Regions from separate parts of the Homo sapiens genome. Here region 2 is linked to region 1. A link is a contact called in ENCODE Hi-C or POLR2A ChIA-PET data. All regions are on one chromosome and are shown on one strand. Each heading gives the region's core, a stretch centred on a gene start or an enhancer-like site at or near the end of the contact. The rest is flanking DNA. Distances are from core to core; before and after follow the strand shown.

The links. Hi-C counts contacts between places; a loop is a spot of excess contacts on that map. ChIA-PET counts read pairs that join two places held with the same protein, here RNA polymerase II (POLR2A). Pooled maps may share reads with other maps.
Region 2: a loop to region 1 is called in a pooled map, with 3 times the contacts of the local background. The contact joins the promoter of IQSEC3-AS1 here to the enhancer-like site in region 1. A Hi-C loop is called at or near these places in 3 of 168 maps with a recorded cell type or tissue (Right ventricle myocardium inferior, astrocyte of the cerebellum and endothelial cell of hepatic sinusoid), 2 of 37 single-sample maps with no recorded cell type and 9 of 50 pooled maps. POLR2A ChIA-PET finds 5 or more read pairs at or near these places in 1 of 52 experiments (WTC11).

Annotation. Positions count from the first base shown.
Region 1 is chr12:104,984-107,683 of GRCh38, reverse strand. All of the region lies in intron 2 of IQSEC3 (IQ motif and Sec7 domain ArfGEF 3), which reads right to left. IQSEC3-AS2 (IQSEC3 antisense RNA 2) reads left to right here. Exons shown (of 2, transcript NR_184284.1): 2 at 807-1,160. Among named protein-coding and RNA genes, the nearest start is that of IQSEC3-AS2, 5.4 kb to the left of the region's middle. Within about 2 kb of position 1,260, at least 3 of the 41 ENCODE cell types and tissues checked have a DNase peak (open chromatin) inside an H3K27ac peak, as active enhancers do.
Region 2 is chr12:181,153-183,936 of GRCh38, reverse strand. IQSEC3-AS1 (IQSEC3 antisense RNA 1) reads left to right here and starts at 1,529. Exons shown (of 3, transcript NR_183431.1): 1 at 1,529-1,869. It also overlaps a transcript of SLC6A12 not described here. RefSeq lists an enhancer at 1,449-1,950.

The sequences.
Region 1 (2,700 bases), core at 11-2,510:
AATCCCAGCACTTTGGGAGGCCGAGGTGGGCGGATCACGAGGTCAGGAGATCGAGACCATCCTGGCTAACACAGTGAAACCCCGTCTCTACTAAAAATACAAAAAAATTAGCCGGGCACGGTGGCGGGCACCTGTAGTCCCAGCTACTCGGGAGGCTGAGGCAGGAGAATGGCGTGAACCCGGGAGGCGGAGCTTGCAGTGAGCCGAGATTGTGCCACTGCACCCCAGCCTGAGCCACAGAGCAAGACTCCGTCTCAAAAAAAAAAAAAAAAAAAAAAAAAGAAAACAGACTACCGGAGGGAAACCTCCTGGGTTAAGGCCATTTCAAAGCATTCAAGTAGATTTTACAGAAATGTCCAAAATAGGGAGACTAACGTATCTGCTGGTAATGGTAGACCACCTCTCCAGGGTGGAGGCCTTCCCCTCCCAGCTGCCACTGCCGGGGATGTGGTCAAAATAATCTTAGAACAAATTATACCCAGATTTGGCCTGGTAGAAAATACTGATTCAGACAATGGGAGCCACTTTAACTTGAGGGTGCTAAAGGAATTATGGAAAGTGTCCCTGCTGGAGACAGCAACACACTCCAGTCTTTCTTCATAGGCAGCTGTCCTTCCTGTTTTGTTTTTTTAATCATAATAAAAGAAATCTCTAAAAACCTCGTTTCTTAAGCCATTCCATGGTCTCTTGAGGGCAGTAAAATGTCTTAAGAATGCCATATCTGATCAAATCACTCTTGCTATAGATTATTTCTTCGTTTTTGGTTTGATGAAACAAATTAAAAACCCTTTTTGTCATACAAACAGATACAAAATCATTTTTATGGTCATGTTATTGGTCAGAAGATAAGTGAATGGGTAAAGAACTTTCAGAAGAGAAAATAAAACAAAGCACAAGAAATAGTGGGATTAGAAAAATCTCTACGCCTACAAAGGTTACTCTTCCTGGAAGTGAGAAAAGAAGATACAAAAGATTCCAACAAGAAGCTTCCAGTAAATGAAACAAGAACATATTTCCCAGAAAACTGGATAAAACTGCATTACCGAATACCCTGGACTAGAGAAAGCTTAGATGTTCCTCGTGGCATCTCTCACTTGTTCTGGAAGTATTATCTTTAGTTAGGGGTATTTCCTTAACTAATAAAGCCTAGCATTGCTGTTGTTGCTGTTTCTGTCCCTAAAAATATTCTCTGCGTCACTCCTCTGGAGTCCACACATGGCCTCAAGGGGCAGGGCGGAGGGGCAGGGAAGAGAGGCCAGGCCTTTTGAGGCCCTGAACAATAACCTATGTGCTCTCAGCCACCCGCTGGCTGTGGCTGGGGACATGGGAAGCAGCTGTTCACCTTCCTGCCTCACTTTCGCTTCCCATACTTGACAACACCTGCCTTCTGCTATCCTCCTGCCCTGGTGGTTACAGGCTGCAACTGACAAGCACCTGGTTCAAAACCTAGCTCTGCTCTTCATCAGCCACATGGACCATGCTCAAGGCATTCGTTGTCTCTGATCCTCAGTTTCCTTGTCTGTAAAATGGGAATAATATTTCACCAGCTTCTATTAGGGGTTAAACAAGATAATTCTTGCATAGCACATAGCAAGCACTCAGGACATGGTGGCTAGTATTTGCTTCCTCTCTCTCATGGGTGGGAGACACAAAACCGACACAGAGTTAGCAGGACTTCTCCTCCAATCATCTCTAAACATGCTGCTGACAAAAAGTTGCGTGCCTTAACGAGCAGCAATTTGAGGGCAGCCCAAGCACCAACAGGTTTCCCAAGCACCCTCTGGCGACAGCCTAGGTCACATGAAGGGGCCAGTCTCAGAGGATGCTCAAGGCCTGGCAGGGAAAATTACACAAGGAAATTGGCCTGGGCAAATAGCTGACTCCAAACAGGAGTTTCACATCCCTGCTGAGGAGAGCCCTCTGGACAGAAAGTCAAAACTCAATGACAAGACAAAACCTTCCTAATACTCTCTGGGATATTTTAATACGCCCTCCCAAAGTGTCAAAGTACTTTGACCTCTATTTTGGTTTTTATGCCTCCTGAATCTGGCGATTCAGGACAAATGAGACAAAAATGCACAGGGTGGTAAAGTGACAGGTCACACAGTTCCCTAGGGCAGATTCCTGTAGCTCCACGTCGGAATTCGGCCATCTTCCTGGGCATGGAGCCCAGGTCGGCTGGATTCTGCTCTAACTACACAGCTCCTCAGATCACCCAGGAGCACACCTGCTCTCAAAGCCCAATCCACAGGAGCAAGCCCCCTGTCCCCAGGATGCTCCCCTCTGTGCAGGTGCCACTCTGTCCCACCCCAGAGCCCAGGCTTCAAACCCCAGGATTCCCGCCCCCACCCTGCCCCTGCCAGCGGGCAAGATGCTCCCGCCACTGCAGGGGGCTTGTGGGGATTTTCACCCCATCCCAACCTCTCCAAAGACCTCTCCCAACCAACCAGTGAACCATGAAGGAGACAAAGAACACTTCCTTTAACCTCCCCTGCCGCCATCGCTTTCCTGGGGCGGGAGGCAGAGACCCAGAGCTTGGGGCCAGGCAGGCAGGGTGGGCCTGCCCCATGGGGCCTGTGGGGGAAGCCGAGGGCTTTTCTGCCCTTTTCTAGGGAAAGAGGACGCGGCTGTACCGCCCGACCGACCCACGCTGCCGCCCTAAGCCACCAGTGCGTGGTGCCGGTTTCTCAGCAGCCTGGA
Region 2 (2,784 bases), core at 280-2,779, 76 kb before region 1:
TGGAGATGTTCTGTTTCTCTTTTCTGAAAGAGTTAATATGATATTGGAATTATCTGTTCCTTGAAGTGTAGTAGAATTTTGTAAAATCATCTGGCCGGGTGTTGTGTGTGTGATTTTTCTTGGGGGTGGGGGCTGGGCGATGGTGAATAGACTTTCCTTCTTTTTTATTTTTTTTGAGACAGAGTCTCACTCTGTCACCCAGGCTGGAGTGACATTAATTTTTTGTATTTTTGGTAGAGACGAGATTTCACGACGTTGCTCAGGCTGGTCTCGAACCCCTGAACTCAAGTGATCTGCCCACCTTGGGCTCCCAAAGTGCTGGGATTACAGGCGTCAGCCACCATACCTGGCCCTCTTTTTCTTTCTTTTTTTTTTCTTTTGAAATAGGGTCTCCCTCTGTTGCCCAGGTTGGAGTTCAGTGGTGCAGTCACGGTTCACTGCAGCCTCAACCTCCTGGGCCCAAGTGATCTGCCTACCTCAGCCTTCGAATAGCTGGGATTACAGTTGCATACCACCATGCCTAGCTTATTTTTAAGATCTGTGTATAGATGGGGGTCTCACTATGTTGCCCAGGCTGGTCTTGAACTCCTGGCTTCAAGTGATCCTCCTGCCTTGGTCTCCCGAAGTGCTGGGATTCCTGGCCCTAAGACTTGTAATTACCTATTCCACTTTAATTTAATGGTTATACATCCCAAATTTTCTGTTTGTTCTTGAGCAAGATTTGGTAAGATATTTTTCTAGCACAGTGTTCATTTTGTGGAGGGTTTCAAAATTATTGCCATAGGTTTATAGTTTATTTGAAGTATTTTATTTTGAAAATCTCTGCAGCATTCATAGTTACGTTCTCCCTGTTGGTCCTCAGGTTATTCATTTGTGCCGTCTCTCTTCTTCGTGATCAGTCTTATCAGAGGTTTGTCAACTTTATTAGTCATTTCTTAGAACTAACTTTTGGTTGTGTTAATCTTTTCTATTGTATATATATTTTCTATTTTATTACTTCTGCTTTTGTCTTTATTGTTTCTTTCCTTTGGGCTTATTCTGTTCTTCTTTTTTAACCTCTTAAGTGAAGTAGTCCCCTTAGCCATAGAAGGATGACTGGCCTGTGACTCAGCCTGCAGGCCTGGCACTGCTGTATGACTCCCCTGCCTTCCATTCCCTCTGAGGGTGCAGGGAGGGAGGCTGACTCCTACCCTAGATGTCTCAGAAGGAAAGGGGATTAGGGTTTCTTGAGGAAAGGAGGGCAGGGCAGGTCTGTCTAGGCAGTTGGAAACGTGGGAGTAACAGCCAGGTCGTCTTCCCAGCAGCCGGTTCCCACAGTTTTCCCAGAGCCAGGCTTGAGGTCACTTAGTCCTTAGGGTCATGGGAGCAGGAAGCGCTGAGGTGCTAGGGGCCGGCTGGTGGGTTAGGCAGCCTGGTTCCCTAGGGAGGGAACCCGTGCAGCCCTGCAGGGGCACGGGAGGGAGGGCGCAGGGGAGGAGAGCACTCCGCCCACCCGCTGAGCTCCAGCTCCCTCTCCTCCAGCCCATCCAGAAGGGAATTCTGGCAGAACCACTTCTGGACCTGTCCCTCTGCACCCCCCATTCCTGCGCCCTCATTTAACCTCCCTGACTCTGACCTGGGCTTGGTCTATCTTGGGGCCTGGCTGCCGTCCTGGGACGGGAAGGGGAGCAGATCAGAACTCAGCCTGCGGCTCCAGGCCGCTGGGCGCTGGCTGGGCCTCACGTTCTCCTGGAAGGACCACCTCCCTTGCCCTCCACGGGGTCTGCCTTTGCTCCCAAGGCTCCGCCCTGGACGGAGCGTCCTTCTTGCCTGGGCGTCTTCAGACCTTCATCTGTGACACCGGGGGCCATGTGGCTCACCCCGAGGAAGGTGAGTGAGGGGACCTGGTGCACAGGGTAGTCGACCGGTTGCTGAGTAGTGAGGAGTCCTGGCAGGAAGCAGCCCTGAGTCCCTGAGCGGCAGAGCTAAGGAGCCAAAGCCAGCACCCCCAGAGCTGCTGTCCGCAAGTGACCTGAGAGCAGTGGCACTAGGAGGGCCACACCTCCCGCCTGCTGCCCCCTGCTCTAAGCTACCTCCCGTCAAAATGCCTTCCTTCCAGGTGTCTCCATGAGGACACCACGGGGCGGTTGGCAAGTTCTTTCATCCTGGAGTCAGCACATGTGATTGATGGTGACTCCCAGAAAGCAGTGATCAATTGGCCACATCTGTCAGAGCTGGGATGGGAGGGGGCATGCCGAGGGCCGCAGCCATGTAGTGCCAGCCCCCTGAAGGAGAAATCAATCTCACTTCCGTTCTGTGGGGTTCACGCTGAGACGTGAAAGGCTGTTAGCCCCTGGACTCCTTGGGACTGCTGTGCAATAGGCCATGGAGTCCATTCCATTATTTAAAAATGGCAAGCCTAGGCCGAGGTGGGTGGATCCCTTGAGGCCAGGAGTTTGAGACCAGCCTGGGCAACGTAGTGAGACTCCGTCTCTACAAAGACAAACAAAAATTATTCAGGCATAGTGGTGCACACCTGCAGTCTCAGTTTACTGGGGAGGCTGAGGAGACAGGATCCCTTGAACCCAGGAATTCAAGACTAACCTGGGCAATATAGAGAGACAGCCTGTCTTTTTATTTTATTTATTTATTTATTTTGAGACAGAGTCTCGCTCTGTCGCCCAGGCTGCAGTGCAGTGGCATGATTCCGGGTCACTGCAACCTCCGCCCCCCAAGTTCAAGCGATTCTCATGCCTCAGCCTCCCAAGTAGCTGTGATTATGGGCTCACGCCACCATGCCTGGCT